2 separate regions of the Homo sapiens genome follow, and region 1 is linked to region 2. A link is a loop called in an ENCODE intact Hi-C map of the cell type or tissue named here. Cell type or tissue: heart left ventricle. All regions are shown on one strand.

Region 1 (8,000 bases), 820 kb before region 2:
CTGGGATTACAGGCGTGAGCCACCGCACCCGGCCTATATTTGACTTTTTTAAAAGCCGAACTATACTATAAAGAATGTTTTCAAAAGAACCAGCCAAATTAAAATTATAGAAGGTTTTTTGTTACCTTTAGATTCATGTTTTAATATTCATGGTGAACTATCTTTTCTACTAAAGCCCTTAGACAACTGGCAGTAGCAATTTTCACTGTCTAGAAGGTGGCTTCTCCAACTCAATGTGCATAAGAAGCACCTGGAGCTCTTGTTGAAATGCAGATTAAGATTCAGTTGCTCTGGGCTGAAGCCCAAGACTGTGCATTTCTATTAGGCTGGTGCAAAAGTAATTGCGGTTTTGATGGCAAAAACCACAATAACTTTTGCACCAACCTAATAACAAGCTTCCAGGTGGTGCTGGCGCAGCTGGTCTGCAAACCACACTTTGAATGGCCAAGTTCTGTGGCCTCTTGTCCTTCCCTGCTAGCTGGAAATTCACCTTATAACAAATTCAAACCCACTTTGGTCCTTTGGGCTAAAACCGATCCAAGATTTAAGATGTTCAAATTGGGATGGTTAACTGATCCCATTACATGTTCTGCCCTGCAAGTTAGAATGCGGACTTAAATGAAAAATTAAACTATAGTCAAGATTTTAAAAACAGTTGAGGCTGGGCAAGGTGGCTCATGCCTATAATCCCAGCACTTTGGGAGGCCAAGGCAGGTGGATCACCTGAGGTCAGGAGTTCGAGAGCATCCTGGCCAACATGGCGAAACCCATCTCTACTAAAAATACAAAAATTAGCTGGGCATGGTGGCAGGCACCTGTAATCCCAGCTACTTGGGAGGCTGAGGCAGGAGAATCACTTGAATCTGGGAGGTGGATGTTGCAGTGAGCCAAGATCGCACCATTGCACTCTAGCCTGGGAGACAAGAGCGAAACTGTGTCTCAAAAAAAAAAAAAAAAAAAAAAAAATTGAAAATGTGACCCACACTCTCCATATTCATTCATACTCTCTATGTCCTTTGATTTAACCAGTATTCTTGTCATACCTTAATCTCTTCTTAATGAATAAGATTTAAAAAGATGTATCGATGGAAATAATGTGTTAAACAACTTATCTGTTGACATAGCAAATAAGTAGAATTATTTTAGAAAGCTATTTAGTAATCTGTATCAAGATGTTGTTTTTTTACACCAGAATTGTTTCAATGTTTGTTTTACCCCATATTCTCATTCTTGATAATTTATTATACAAAATTATAATATTTGCTGAGCATTGCCACATGCTCTTCACTGTAATGGATTGTAGATTAACTTGCAGTAAGGAGAAAAGCACTTTCCACAAACATATTTATTTCAGTATGAACTAAAATGAAAAACATAGGAAACTAAACTTCAACAACTAGGTAAATTTTTATATAACAACTCAAAGGAATAATTCAAGACATTAAAAATGTGTAAATTATAAAATTGTGTGTTAAATGAATGCAAATAAAAAACTATAGAAGCAAAAAAAAAAAAAAATGAAAGTTAAAGAGGCAGAATTTTAAATAAAATGTTGCCTTAAAAGTTACTTGAGGCTGGGCACCGTGGCTCATGCCTGTAATCCCAACACTTTGGGAGGCCGAGGCGGGCGGATCACAAGGTCAGGAGTTCGAGACCAGCCTGGGCAACATGGTGAAACCCTGTCTCTATTAAAAATACAAAAATTAGCCAGGTGTGGTGGCAGGCGGCTGTAATCCCAGCTACTCGGGAGGTTGAGGCAGGAGAATCGCTTGAAACTGGAAGGCGGAGGTTGCAGTGAGCTGAGATCGCGCCATTGCACTCCACTCTGGGTGACAAGAGTGAGATTCCACCTCAAAAAAAAAAAAGTTATTTGAAAAACTACACACACACACACACACACACAAATGTGTAGAAGGATCAGATAATACAAGGCTTCATTTCATTTCTTTGGCTGTTGAGGCAACTTTTAAAAAGCCTTCTCTTACACCAACAAAAATATTCTTGTCCTTTCCTGCTTTCATAGCCTACATCTTCCTGTTTGTGAATACAGGTAGGAGATGTTGGAGTGGCAATCTGGGGCTCTCCCGTGGTTTACAGTGAAGAAAATAACTCAGTTTCATCAAGAGGCTGGCAAATGTTTTGCAGATATTTTACAATTGTATCAACCATAACAATGCCACAGATTCTACAAGGCTAAAAACCAGGCAGCAAGGCATTTGTCTTTCGGCTATTTTTGCTTAGAAGTTATTGGTGTTTGGCCTTATTTTCTTATATTGTAAACTTTTTGGATATTGGATATTTAGTTGTAAATGTCAGCTTGTTTATATTTGAGTTTACTCAACATTGGAATCCCTAAGGAATTCTTGAAGTTTGATAAATTCCCAGATACAACGGCACAATTCAGGGAGAGGAGTTTAGAGTCGTGAGTACCCTTTGCAGGAAGATAATGGTAAGCAAAACCTACTCTTAAAAGTTGTGTTGGGGGGTAGACCACAGTAGCTGATGGATGGTGAATGGTCTCAGGGTGGGAGTGGAGAATGGAGAAGGAAGAGGAGGCTCTGGGGCATAAAATGATGGGCCCTATACTAGCACCTCATTCTTGCTTTTACAGGGGAGGGAAAGACTTTTCCTCTACCCTCCTAGGTTTAAAATTTGAGTCTGTGAAACAAACTGACAATACGCAGATTAACCGGAGAAAAGGTATACAAATTTATTGCATGGATGGGGCATCACAAGAGAAAAAAAAATGAATACCCAAAAAAGTGGTGAGATTTGGGAGCTTATACTGTCTTCGTAGGGGAAAGAAGAAGAGGGATATGGACAACTTAGGAGAGGGTAAATAATTTGGGGGAAAGAATGAGCCCTTAGGGAGATGGAATCGTTTGTAGCAAACTCTTACATTCTATTATAGATGTAATAGAAGTGGTGTCCACTTCTAATCTTCTGTCCTGTTGTAATAGTCAATCTTCCTGGTTGATTAACCTACCAGAGAGGGGAATTAATGACAACTGAGTTCATTTTGGAGGATCTGTCTTCAGGCAGGTAAGGGAGAGTTCAGAGAAAGCCTCTCCCTGCATTTGCTGTCTTTCAAGTGTCTTCAGCTTCAAATAATTAGTATACCAAAGTAGCATATTTTGGGGTGGCATGTCCCAAATGCCTTTGCTTTCTTTTTTCTGAGTTTGGGAAATGTTCTTCCTTTTCTTGGGCACACTGTCCCCACCAAAGACAGAACAAACAAACAATTCAAGCTTTTATGCAATGAGATAGACACTGTGCTAGGCCTGCTCCCATTTTTGGCCTCCTGCAAAAATCCCAAGGAGCAACCTGGGAATATTTTTTTTTTTTTTTTTTTTAAGATGGAGTTTCGCTCTTGTTGCCCAGGCTGGAGTGCAATGGTGCGATCTCAGCTCACTGCAACCTCCACCTCCCAGGTTCAAGCAATTCTGCCTCAGCCTCCCAAGTAGCTGGGCCTACAGGCATGCGCCACCACACCTGGCTAATTTTTGTATTTTTAGTAGAGACGGGGTTTCTCCATGTTGGCCAGGGTGGTCTCAAACTCCTGACCTCAGGTGATCCGCCTGCCTCGGCTTCCCAAAGTGCTGGGATTACAGGCATGGGCCACTGCGCCCGGCTGCAATTTGGGATTTTTGTAGGAAATCAGGAACAAGGCTCAGGAATGCTGTCCTGAAAATGATCAAATCCTTTCACCTGCCTGTCTTGCTAGGGGCGTGGAGAATACATAAAGGTACACAGAACTAGAAGGATGGAGGAAATAATGAGGCTGTCATGGGAGATTTCCTAAAGGTTACTATGAATTAGCTAATTTGTGATACCTTGTTGCTAATTGCTGAAGAGAGGCTGCTCTTTTATTCAGAGTTATGGCTATGCCAGTTCCTTCTGGGCACTATTCATATGCATGAGTTTGCCTCTTGTTCTACATCAGTGCCTCCTGGTTTGCCCTCCTCTTTACACTCTTGACATGCAGAGGTGAAGGCAAGTGTGGTTGTGCTTTCGTTAATTTTGTATGGGAGGAAGTGGTTGTTCAGTGACCTTGGAAAAGCCCAGTGCTGATGTTTTACAGCAGGTGGCAGCCTTTCCCTGGGAGAGAAGACAGAGCTAGTCTGATCTAATGCAAAATTGTTTAGGGTTTTATTGCTTTTCCTTGATAGACGTGTCAAGTGATTACCTGACCCTGAAGTTGAAATTGGCTTTATCACAGAGGGAAGAGAAGCAGAGATCCTAAGCCCTGGAAAAGGGAGTGTAAACTCACTTCTGGGGCTCAATCCCACAGCTGCTGCCTCTGAAGAAACTGGTGGCTGCCCTCAGGGAGTCTGGTCAAGTTCAGACACCACATGGCATCTCTGAGCAAGGGCCCACAGAGAGACACGGATTGGAGCAGGGAGACACAGATTGAAGCAGATCAACAATTATCCTGCTGTATTTTGTGAAGGAGGGCATTTGATAGCAGAAGTACCCCCCTTTCCATTCCAGATGTGTAAAGCAGCCTTTTTTTTTTTTTTTTTTTTTGAGATGGAGTCTTGCTCTGTCACCCAGGCTGGAATGCCATGGCGCAATCTTGGCTCACTGCAAGCTCCACCTCCCGGGTTCACGCCATCCTCCTGCCTCAGCCTCCCAATGTAGCTGGGACTACAGGCGCCCACCACCATGCCCGGCTAATTTTTTTGTATTTTTAGTAGAGATGGGGTTTCACCGTGTTAGCCAGGATGGTCTTGATCTCCTGACCTCGTGATCCGCCCGCCTCAGGCTCCCAAAGTGCTGGGACTACAGGCTTGAACCACTGCGCCTGGCCGCAGCCTTTTAAACTAATCTGCCAAATGGTTTTCTTAAGGTTATTCAGTTACTTGCATTCAAATTTGCAAAGTGCTTAATAAAAGGAAAGGCAGACTTGGTGGAGAAGCTTGATGCTGGAAATACATCCAATTTGTTTCTGAATTCTTTTTTGTCTTTTTTAATTTTTTGTTAATTTTAATTTTTTTGAGACAAGGTCACACTCTGTCACCCAGGCTGCAGTGCAGTGGCATGATCTTGGCTCATTGCAACCTTCGCCTTCCAGGTTCAAGTGATTCTCGTGCCTCAGCCTCCCAAGTAACTGGGACTACAGGCGCTCACCACCATGCCCATAGGAGTTTTCTGTATTTTTATTAGAGACGGGGTTTCACCATGTTGGTCAGGCTGGTCTTGAACTCCTGACCTCAAGAGATCCACTTGCCTCGGCCTCCCAAAGTGTTGGGATTACAGGTATAAGCCACTGTGCCAGGTCTGTTTCTGATTTCTTAATGGTAGGATTGTATGTATAATTTATCAATAAAGTGCTATGTAGAAAACATTATTCAAAACTTAGCGTAAATGAGTAGAGATTGACCGAAGTCCCTATAGATGAATCTACTTTATGCCTAAAGGAAATATGGGTGATTAGACAGGGATAGGAGCAGACAGAAATCAAGGGACTAGGTGGGACTATTGAAATTAATTAAAATTGAAATGAAAAATTCAGTTCCTAAGTTGCACTAGCCACATTTCAAGAGCTCAACAGCCACATGTGACTAGCGTCTACCATGTTGGACAGCACGGATAATTGACCATTTTTATCATCACAGAAACTGCTACCAGATAGCAGTGGACTAGAAGAAAAAAACAGGGAGTGTGGCCAAGTGAAAAGGTGAGTAGTTAAGAACAAACCCTCCCTGTAATGCTAATTATTGAAATACTAATTCCTAAGTGTGGCAGGAGTTTCAAATAGAGTATCTCATATAATCCTCATACTGATCCACAACCACAGTAACGCTGCTGACATTTGTTGAAACCTTTTTACTACTGCAGGCCAGGCACTAAAAACTCTGTTGAACTGTTTGGGCTCGGAAAACAATACCCTAAAACAAAGACCTCAGAAAGCAACCTCAGAAACAGAAGTTTTTCTTTGACCTTCTCCTGCCCTCCTGTCTCTTAATCCTTTCTCCACTGAGGCCAGCCGCAGAAACTAGAATCCCTCTTCCCGAAGGTGGGTCATAGAAACCAGAACCCCTTTACCCAAAGCTAGTCATAAAACCTACAATTTTACTCTAACTTTCCCTCCACCTTTCTGTATAAAAACTGGCCATGAAGAAATTATCTGACCTCCCTTATTTGACTGTAGGACATAAGACCCTGGTTCCAGAGAGGGTCCTGTCCCACACCCAGAAGGAAGGAATGCGTGCTCAGAGACGCCAAGAAGAATCTAGACGGACAGGCCTTGCTGGGTTTCCCCACTCCGGCCATTAGATCTTACCCTTTTTGTCCAGTCATGTTCCTATACAGCTGGCCATACTTTGTTGAACCTAAGCATAAAAATGACAATTTCCCCTGCGTGTTTTGGTCTTCATTCTGAAGGCTCTTGTGTATTCCCGTTAAATAAATTTGAATGTCTTTTCTCCAATTAGTCTACCTTTTTTGAGTTGGTTTTTCAGCAAACCTTCTGAGGGCCACGAGGAAAGCTCTCCCTTGGCCCCTACGTAACTTGCTGGTCTTTGCAAGAACTCAGTCAAGTTGGTACTATTATTGTTCCTATTTAACAAATGAGGAAACTGTAGCAGAGAGGGACTTTAGTAACTTATCCAAGGTTACCTGGCTTGTAAGGAATAACTGGGACTCAAACCCATGTCTTTCTGGGCTGTAACAATTACAGAGAAAGCAAGCAAGGAAAATACCTAGCACTCTCTTTATGTGAGTCAAATTTGCTTTTAAGCCACTTTTCCCTAAGGCAGGCCCACCTCTTAGATTTTCTGTCACATAATTGTCTTTCTGGCTGAAGAAGAAGGCATTATGCCAATTCTGAGAGAGTAACAATGACCCCCTGTTAGTCAGGATGTGAGCCGCTTCCTTCCCTCTAAAGCAGAGTCTGCTGCTGCACAAGGGAAGTTGGTTTCTCAGAAGCTCACCTTTGTAGACACAAGTCTGTTTGGGTGACATTTTTTAAGTAAAATATTCTTAAGATGAAAATGAAGACTAGAAGTGTACATGGGAGATGCTCTTTTCTCTAGGTGGTGAGATTAAGAAAAACTGTTTTTCTATTCATCCGTATTCTGTAACTTTTCTACATGAATATGTCTAAAAAATTTTTTTTAAAAAATCAAAGCCAGAGACTGCATGGGAAAAAATTGTGCCTTGGCTTTTGTTAATAGGCTTTTGATAAGATAGTAACTACTTTAGTACTAATAGCCAATAAAAATACATTTGGTTGAGTGCTAAATACTTTAAACAATAGCAGGGGAAGTGTGGAATTTAATTATAAGGTTAAAAAGGACACTAAACAATGTCCAGATACTCAGTGCTTCTCTGCAGATGGAGACACAGTTGTTTTGTGTTCATGGCCCTGTCTTTTAAATTTTTTTTATTTTTATTTTTTTGAGATGGAGTCTCGCTCTGTTGCCCAGGCTGGCATGTAATGGCTCCATCTCAGCTCACTGCAACCTCCGCCTCCCAGGTTCAAGCGATTCTCCTGCCTCAGCCTCCTGAGTAGCTGGGATTACAGGCATGTGCCACCACACCCAGCTAATTTTGTATTTTTAGTAGAGATGGGGTTTCTCCATGTTGGTCAGGCTGGTCTTGAACTCCCGACCTCACGTGATCTGCCCGCCTTGGCCTGCCAAAGTGCTGGGATTATTGGCTTAAGGCACCGTGCCCAGCCACGGTCCTGTCTTATGTCGCACAGTTCAAAGTGAGGCACAGGCTGGTAGATAAAAAACAGGGAAAGTCATGAATCACAATATTACTTTTATCATCAATTAGCAACAAATGGTCTCTGAAAACTAATAAACTTGGCATGGGGAAAGAGAGAGGTGATCTTTTCAAGCTACAGTGCATGTTTGTTCTCCCAGGTGAGACTCATTAAGTAGAAGCCATGTTACTGAGAATTTGCAAATATAAGCAGTATGGAGGCAGAAAAAAAAAAAAGAGGCTGAAAACTGGTCAGTGCTTGCTAAGGTTCTTTTCTCCTACAAAAT
Region 2 (8,000 bases):
TATCCCTATCCCCTTCAATCCGACTCTGCAGTCCCTCCCGCTAGATGTAGACTATACTGTACTTTCTTGCCCCTTGACTTTGGGCGTGGCTGCATGACCCCTTTTGGCCAATGGAATGTAGGAGGAGGTGACATGGTGCCAGTTCCAAATCTAGGTCTTTAGAGGCATTTTATGTTTCCACCTGCTTTTTTGTGCCTATTATCACCATGGGAGAAAAATGTGCCCTAGCTGGCCTGCAGGTACAAAAAGAGTGAGGGACATGTATGCAGAGCAGGCTCAGCCCAACGGTGGCTTAGAGCTGCCCAGCCAACATCAGCCTCATCTAGCCAACCTCCAGCTGACTCACAGCTTTGTGAATCAAATAAATATTTACTGTTATGCCATTGAGATTTTTGTGGTTGTTTGTTACCTAGCAATAGCAGACTGATACATCCTCTTTCTCAAAATACTTCCTTTGCTGAGTTCCTTGTAATCACCATCTTCTGGTTTTCCTCCAGTGTCATGGGCTGTCTTCCTCAGTCTGCTCTGCTGGGTTTTCCCCTACCAGATCTCTAAAGGTTGGAGTGGCATCAGTCTCAGCCATCTGCTACCTTCTTTCTTGACTCTCTCCCTAAGTGGAATTATTCTGGCCTACTGCTTTGAAGACTACCTACATGCTGGTTCTCAAATTTAAATCTGAACTCCAGACTCAAAGCTGTCTACACATATTTACCTGATGTCTGATAGGTCTTGGCATGGCCCAAACACAATTATGGATCCACCTCCTACCCCCAACATAGGACTACCCAGTTAGTCCTGGGTCAGATCATCAGTAAGCCTTATCTATTCCCACCTCCAAAACTGACCCAGAAACCAGTATCACATCTCACCATCTCCATAGCCACAACTGTGGTTTTTAAAATCTCCTCCTGCCAGGACTTTTGCAATAGTATCTTAACTGTTTTCTTCACTCCCCACCTTCTAACCCTCCAAAGGCTTCCCACTGCAACAAAATAAAACCCACACTTCTTACCTTGATCCATGAGGACTCAGCTACCTATGTTCCCAAGGCCCCTCTATTCTTCTTGCTCACATTGCTCCAACCACGTTGGCCTTCACGGTGTTTCTTAAGCATAAGGAGCACATTTCTGCCTCAGGGCTTTTGTTTTTACTTGCCTTTCTGCTTGCAGCACTCTTCCCCAGATCACCACATGGCTGCCTCCTTCCCACCCAGAAGGTCTCGAATGCCACCTCCTCAAAGAGACCTTCCCTGGCTAAATAAAACAGCACCCATCAACCTACCACACACACGGATGCACCCACATGCACACACACACACCCCTCTACCACAATACTCTAGTTTAGCTTCCTTTTTTTGTTATTTTTAATTTTCTTTTGCAGAGGCAAAAGAAGACACTTGCTGCCCAGGCTGGTTTTGAGCTCCTGGCCTCAAGTGATCCTCTTGCCTTGGCCTCCCAAAGTCCTGGGATTATAGGCGTGAGCCATGAGTCTACTCTGTTTCTCCCATTAAAATATAAAATCCTTAAGAACAGGTATTTGTCTCAGTCTCTGATGTATTACCAGGGCCTAGAACATGTCTTGTACATAGTGGACTTTCAATAAATGCTTGTTGATTGACTGACTGATGCTAGAACTGAATAGAGAAGGGATACAATTGGCTAGATTGTGAACATGGGAATGAATGTCCCAGGAAGGCAACTGCAGAAAGGCTGGAGAATTCAAGATACAGTATATCCAAGGGGTTATGAGGGGCCAGGCTGGCTACAGGAGAGAATTCATGGGGAATGAGGGAAGAAACTTCTGCATGGTGGAAAGACTTAAATGCCATCACTCCCAGTCATTGGAGATCGTGGGTGCCCCTGAGGGTTACAGATCAAGGACGTGATATGTTGAAAGCACAGGTTTTAGGATGATTAGTAGGGTTGAAAGGTATGCATTTCTGAGTGTCCTTAACTATGTGTCTTCCCTTGGGATCCCAGAATTTTAGAAGACAAAGACATCTAGAAGAATCTGAGAGCCCAGGGGAGCCAGAGAGATTGGTCCCCTTGGATTCCAGATGCAAGAAGAAGCCATTACCCAACCTTTCAGGGACCGATACTGAGTTCCCGGTTCAGGAAGTTCTCCCTGTGTAATTAAGGATTTGCCAAGCGCACAGCCGGCATTCATACACACGTGTTAACGAGCTGGTGCCCCAGTGTCCCTGGGCTCCCTTATACCCTCCCCCGACACACACACACACACACACACACACACACACACACACACACACACACACACAGTTGCTTTCATGTACCCAGTGGCTGAACACAAGCTTCCCCATACCCCCACCCCACGGATGCATCTCTAACCCAGCTACTTGCCTTCCCAGCCCCCTCCACCCAATTCTATTGTCAGGGCTGAACAAAAGGCCCAAGGCATCCTGGGTTAAAGGATTTTTAACTCTGCCAATCCCAGGAGGCTCCAACATGAAGCAGCTTCCTGCTGGAGAAAAGTGACTGAGACATCTCCCCAGGCGACAGGGGAATTTTTTTTTTTTTTAATCTGGTCTGAAAAACAGAACCTAGCCGCCAATCAGACACTCCTCCCCCCAGGACCCCACCCCGGAGACCTCCCAGCAGTCAAATGGGCCTTGAGGTCTCTTTCCTGATGACTTCTATTTGCAGGCGTCAGGCTTGTTGCTTCCCACGTCCCCCCCGACCCCCATCAGACCGGACTCTGGCTCTCCTCTCCTCCCGCACCTCCCCCACCCCGCCCTGTGCCCGGTGGCTGCCCCCGGCGCACGGACAGTGCCCCCTCCGCCTCTCTGCTCCCCGGGAGTGCCGGCAGTGCCCGGGCAAGGCCAGAAGCCCAGGCTAGGCCCCCTCCGTGGGCGCGCCAGGTTCTGTGCCGCGTCGTCCTTCCCCTCCTTGGGCACCGGCTCTGAACCTGCCCGGCCAGAAACCGAACCCGTTTTCAGGAGGAGCGCCTGCGGGCGTGCTGGCTCCACGCGCGGCTCTCGGGGCGGCCGGGTTCGGGCGTGTGCGTTTCCAGGCGCCTCTGTCCCCAGCGGGAGGAGCGGCTGTGGAGGGGGCCTGCTGGCGGCTCACCCCAGGCCCGGAGGGTTCGGGAACTAAACCTGCATCTGGTGTCAAAACCCCTTTTTGCCCACCCTGGCACTGACGTTAAGCATGCATCTTTTTTCCCTGAAGTTTTTTTTCCGTAGAAGACATACTGGGTAAATTAGAAACATGTTTGAGAAAGGAGTGAGCGGCGAACGCTGGCATCTAAACAACACAAAAGTGCCCACGCCAGGCCACACGCCCAGGCGGCCGCGGCCTCGGCGGCGGCGCAGCGCCCCCTGGCGGCCGCGCGGGGCCCCTACCGAGCCGCCCCCGGCCGTGTCCCCTCACCTCCCCTCACCTCCCACGCTCCTGAGCCGGGAGCAGCCGGGAGGGCCAGGGAGACCCCTGCTCCCCCAAGTCAGAGCAACAGTGGGACACTTTGGGAGGAAGGGAATGAAAGGAGTCCAACGCCAAGGTCCTGGGGGATGCTTTCTGTGGTTTCGTGGCTGGCGCCGAAGTCAAGAACCTAGGGAAGGAGCCAACATAAAAGAAAACCCTTGATCCATTTTCAATGAATGCCTGAAATTCTACCAATCCAGCATCATCCCTTCACCTGCAGGCTTTGATTCCTTTTAAAATGCAAATGCCTCAAGGAAGGGGAACCCTTAAAACAAGGGCAGATGGCAGGCTACATCAAGAAATCACCAACGTCACCAAAGAGACATGATTACGCCATGATGTGTACATACTATATGGTAATGGCGTTTAATAAGCAGCGTTTAATCTTTTTTTTATTCCTGTTGTTGGTTGTCCAGGCATCCTTTTGTACTCTGACAAGCAGTGTTTCTTCAGGATGCCCCGCCCGCAGTGGCCAGACCCTCTAGTTCAGTTGCTCCAAGTTTTCTTACCCTTTGCATCCTAAACCTTTCTCCAATCATTCTACTTCCCATTCTCACAATCCTGCTTGATTGGAGGTTCACAGCATCTTATCGCTAGTCCCAATCATTGCAGTAGCCCAGTGGGAGTATCTGGATCCCTTCCATAGCACACAGGGTCCTGGGGAAGTTCAAGAGAGTCTCTCAAGTCCTTTCTGTACAATACGCAACACCACTGAATCTGTCAAGAGGCGGCTGCCTTGTGCTGGTGGTGGGGTGGGGGGACTGTCTTCCCAAAGTCAGCAGAGAACCCCTGCTTTCGGCTTCCCATCATCTATCTGGAATTTCTCTCCTCTTGCCACTCCTCCATCTGGCAGAAGCCAGAAGTAGGGGTGCTGGGTTTCTGAAGGACCCAGGCAGGGTCTTTCCCGCTTCTCCCCTTTGTCCTCTGAATCCGTCTTTTTCCTGCTCATAGGGTTTCTACTTAGCCATACTGTCCGGTGGGAATGCCTCCAACTCCAGAGCTTCCTCTTCTTTCAAGTGTCTCCTGCTGTATCAGTTATCTGTTGCTACAAAACGAGCCACCCAGTGGCTTACACTCAGTAGCTTAAAACAATAAACATTTATTTGCTCATGACTCTGTGGGTCGGCTGGGCGGTTCTTCTGGCTTGGCTCTGCTGGGCTCACTGTGTTTGTGGTGAGCTGGCAGGTCATCGGATGGTTTAAGATGGCCTCCCTCACACATCTGGTGGTTGGCAGGCTGTCAGCTGGGGTGAAAGGGTGACCCGGCCACGTGTCTCTCATCTAGCAGGCTAGCCTACCCCAGGCTTCTTCCAATGGCAGTAGGCTTCCACGGATGGGAAGAGCAAAAGCTACAAGACTTCTTGAGCCCCAGGCTTGGAACGGACGCACCTTCCCTTCCACCGCATTCTCTTCATCAAAGTAAGTGACAAGGTGGGCCAAACACAAGGGGTGGGCAAATGGACTTCACTCGAAATGGAAAGAGCTGCAAAGTACTGCAGCCATGTGTGCAGTCTACCACACTGGCTGTCTTCTTTCTTGGGGCACGTTATCAATGAAGCAAAATGCACTTAAAAATATGACATCCTTCAGACACACCAAACACAGGCAGTCTAGCACAGTGCTTAAGTGCACAAGCTCAGTAGTCAACGTGCCTGGGTTCAAATCCTGGCTCCGCATTTACCAGCATCTGACCCCGTAAAAATTATCTTACCTCTCTGTGCCTCAGTTGCCTACTCTGTAAAACTGGGGGTAGCTGTAAATATTAGATAAATTATATCATGCTTAGGCAGTGCCTGGCACATAGTAAGTGGCCAATAAATGTCAGCTATTGTGCCCAGGAGATGATGGCTGGCTGCCCACCAGGAGTGCTGCAGCCGCAGCACCATCTTCCACAGTAGCCCCAAAGCCCCACTCACCACTGCTGACACCAGCAGCCTCACACTGCCAGCTCTCCGGGCAGGGGCAGGGCCCCTTTGAGGTGCCAGCGAAATGGTCCTGTCAGTTTTTACCAGTTCCTTCATCAAGGCTTGCCTATCACTTGAGCCCAGGAGTTTGACACCAGGCTGGGCAACACGGTGGAACCAGGTCTCTACAAAAAATGCAAAAAAATTAGCTGGGCATTGTGGCATGCCCCTATAGTCCCAGCTAGTGGGGAGGCTGAGGTGGGAGGATCACTTGTGCCTGGGAGGTTGAGGCTGCAGTGAGTGGTGATTGCACTACTGCACTCCAGCCTGGGCGACAGAGCAAGACCCTGTCTCAAAAAAAGAAAGCATGCCTGTCTAGAGCTGGGACGGGTCAGCTGTCACAAAAAGAGCTCTGAAGTCACACAGACCCCAGGACTGCTTCTGGCTCTTCTTCCTGAGGGATTTAGACGATCGAATTAATTCTCAGAGTTTCAGTTTCCTTGTCTGTAAAATGGGTGTGACAGCAGTACCTGGCACAGAGCCGATGAAGTGTAACGTGAAGAATTAAAGAGCCTGGGCCTGAAAGCTGAGGGCTCTCAAAGGACTCTTGTGGTATCTGAAGCTGCCCCTCCTACAGGGGAAACTGCTGTGGATGAATCCTTACTCCCCACAATGGCCTGCATCACTCATACAGCCCTCCGCCCCTGGTCCAGCAAGATGGGCCAACATCCTAGGGAACAAGCTAAGCTCTCTCTGCAGTTGCTAGTTTGATAACTGTTACCCCCACTACACTTCTGGGGCCTGTACCTTTGTTTTATTTTCAACCTAGTACCTCTAATAGTTAGCCCAGGGCTTGACATGGTAGATACCCAATAAATGTTGATTAAAGAGAGGCTGAATAAATGAATGAGGACTTCATTCTGATAGTTTCCCTTTTCCTTGGGTTAGACCCGCTTCTTCTGGATGGTCTCCAAACCAAGAAAACCCACGGAAATGAGGGAAGGAGGAAGGGAAGCTGCACCTGAGGACTGAGAGTGGGGCCGTGCTCTTCAGCCTTGCTGACACTGCAGCCCTGGGGAGCCAGGGCCACCCCCAGAGATTCGGCTGTAATTAGCATGGGAGCTGGGAGATAGCCCTGATGGGTGTGCTTCATCATTTTCACCAGGTCTCTCCCTGAATCAAGTCTTCCAAAACTGACATCAGAGAACCCCAGATTCTGCTGATGGTCCCCATGCAGTTCAGACCACAGATAATGGAGCTGAGCAGGGATTTAAAGAAACAGACAAACCCAACTTCATCCCGAGTGAGTGTGTGAGAGAGTGTGTGTGTGTGCATAGACACAAGTGTAAAAAGAAAACACACACACATCATGATTTGATGCTTAACGCAATTCATGAAATGAGTTACCACTCACCCCCTTCGTACGTGGGTCCTGCAGGGCACACGTGATGGTGAAAGCTGAGGCAGCAGCAGAGGGTGAGGGCTGCGGGCTGCATGCGGATCTCAGGGGCTGTTTCCCAGGGAGCCAGGGCTCTAGGAGTCCTGGTAGGAAACTCTGTGAGCCGCCCAGGCTGGTGGCCATCCAAACCAATGGCTGGAGGTGGGCGGTGGAGGTGGAGAGCAAAGAGCGGCTCCTTGTGGGAAGATGAGACTAAAATATCCTCTATGAAATCAGGGGGAGAAGGTGGGGCGGGGCTCTGTGTAAGGAAATCTGAGTGAGCTCCTAAGTCCACTTTTTTTTTTTTTCCTGGTGCACATTTAGCTGAGCTCTTTTGAAAGATGGATGTGTATCTGTCCACAAGCACATACCCCCAAGACCAAATCAGAAGGATGGTAGAAAAGTGGGGAGAAGGCAAGTGGGTGAATGCGGGCCACAGTGGCATGACCAGCGCTCAGGCTGGGGCCCAGGCGGGATTTGAGAATAAAGGGATCTTCTTGGAGTACACAGTCCTGGGACTGGGGAAGAAGGCTGTCACCTTCATCAGAGGGGACTTGGAACTCCTGGATTTAAATTTTGACTCCCAGGAGGGCATCTGGTTGCTCAGGGGATAAAGGAGAGAAGGCTAAGATTATGCTGATTCTGAGTGGGGCCCTAAAGTCACTTTGTAACACATGGACTGCAACACAGAGTAACACACTGGACTGTGACACACACATGGCAACACACGCAGTGTGACACAGGGACCATGACACACCACAGACTATGACACATGCACCGCAACACAGGAACTGTGGCACACCATGGACTGTGACACACACACCACAACACAGGGATTGTGACATACCACGGACTGTGACACATACACCATGACATAGGGACTGTGACACACCATGACACAGGGACTGTGACACACCATGGACTGTGACACACACACACGGCGACACGTGGAGTGTAACTCTTTGGTAAATTTTTTTGATACAAGGTCTCCCTCTGTCACCCAGGCTGGAGTGCAGTGGTGCAATCATGGCTCACTGCAGCCTCCGCCTCCCAGTGTCAAGCGATTCTCCTACCTCAGTCTCCCAAGTAGCTGGGACTATAGACATGCACCACCACGCTGGGTGAATTTTTAAATTTTTTATAGAGATGGGCATCTTGCCGTGTTGCTCAGGCTGCTCTCGAACTCATGAGCTCAAGCAATCCTCCCACCTCAGCCTCC

Evidence for each region. Peaks named below come from ENCODE experiments on the same cell type or tissue, not always from the same donor. Only the 100,000 strongest peaks of a DNase experiment are listed, where the experiment ranks them.
Region 1: it touches region 2 in a loop (2.6-fold over the local background); 17 of 110 quality-filtered maps call a loop at or near these places.

The regions. Positions count from the first base shown.
Region 1 is chr2:64,045,805-64,053,804 of GRCh38, forward strand. No RefSeq gene overlaps it. Among named protein-coding and RNA genes, the nearest start is that of VPS54, 30 kb to the left of the region's middle. In heart left ventricle, a CTCF peak has its summit at 4,071 (motif pointing right); a DNase peak (open chromatin) is centred at 4,080; H3K27ac peaks cover 2,080 bases.
Region 2 is chr2:64,862,402-64,870,401 of GRCh38, forward strand. It overlaps LINC01800 (long intergenic non-protein coding RNA 1800), which reads right to left and starts at 1,230. Exons shown (of 5, transcript NR_110224.1): 1 at 1,013-1,230. RefSeq lists a silencer at 3,217-3,416. In heart left ventricle, a CTCF peak has its summit at 3,342 (motif pointing left); DNase peaks (open chromatin) are centred at 2,850 and 3,300; H3K4me3 peaks cover 1,366 bases; H3K27ac peaks cover 1,076 bases.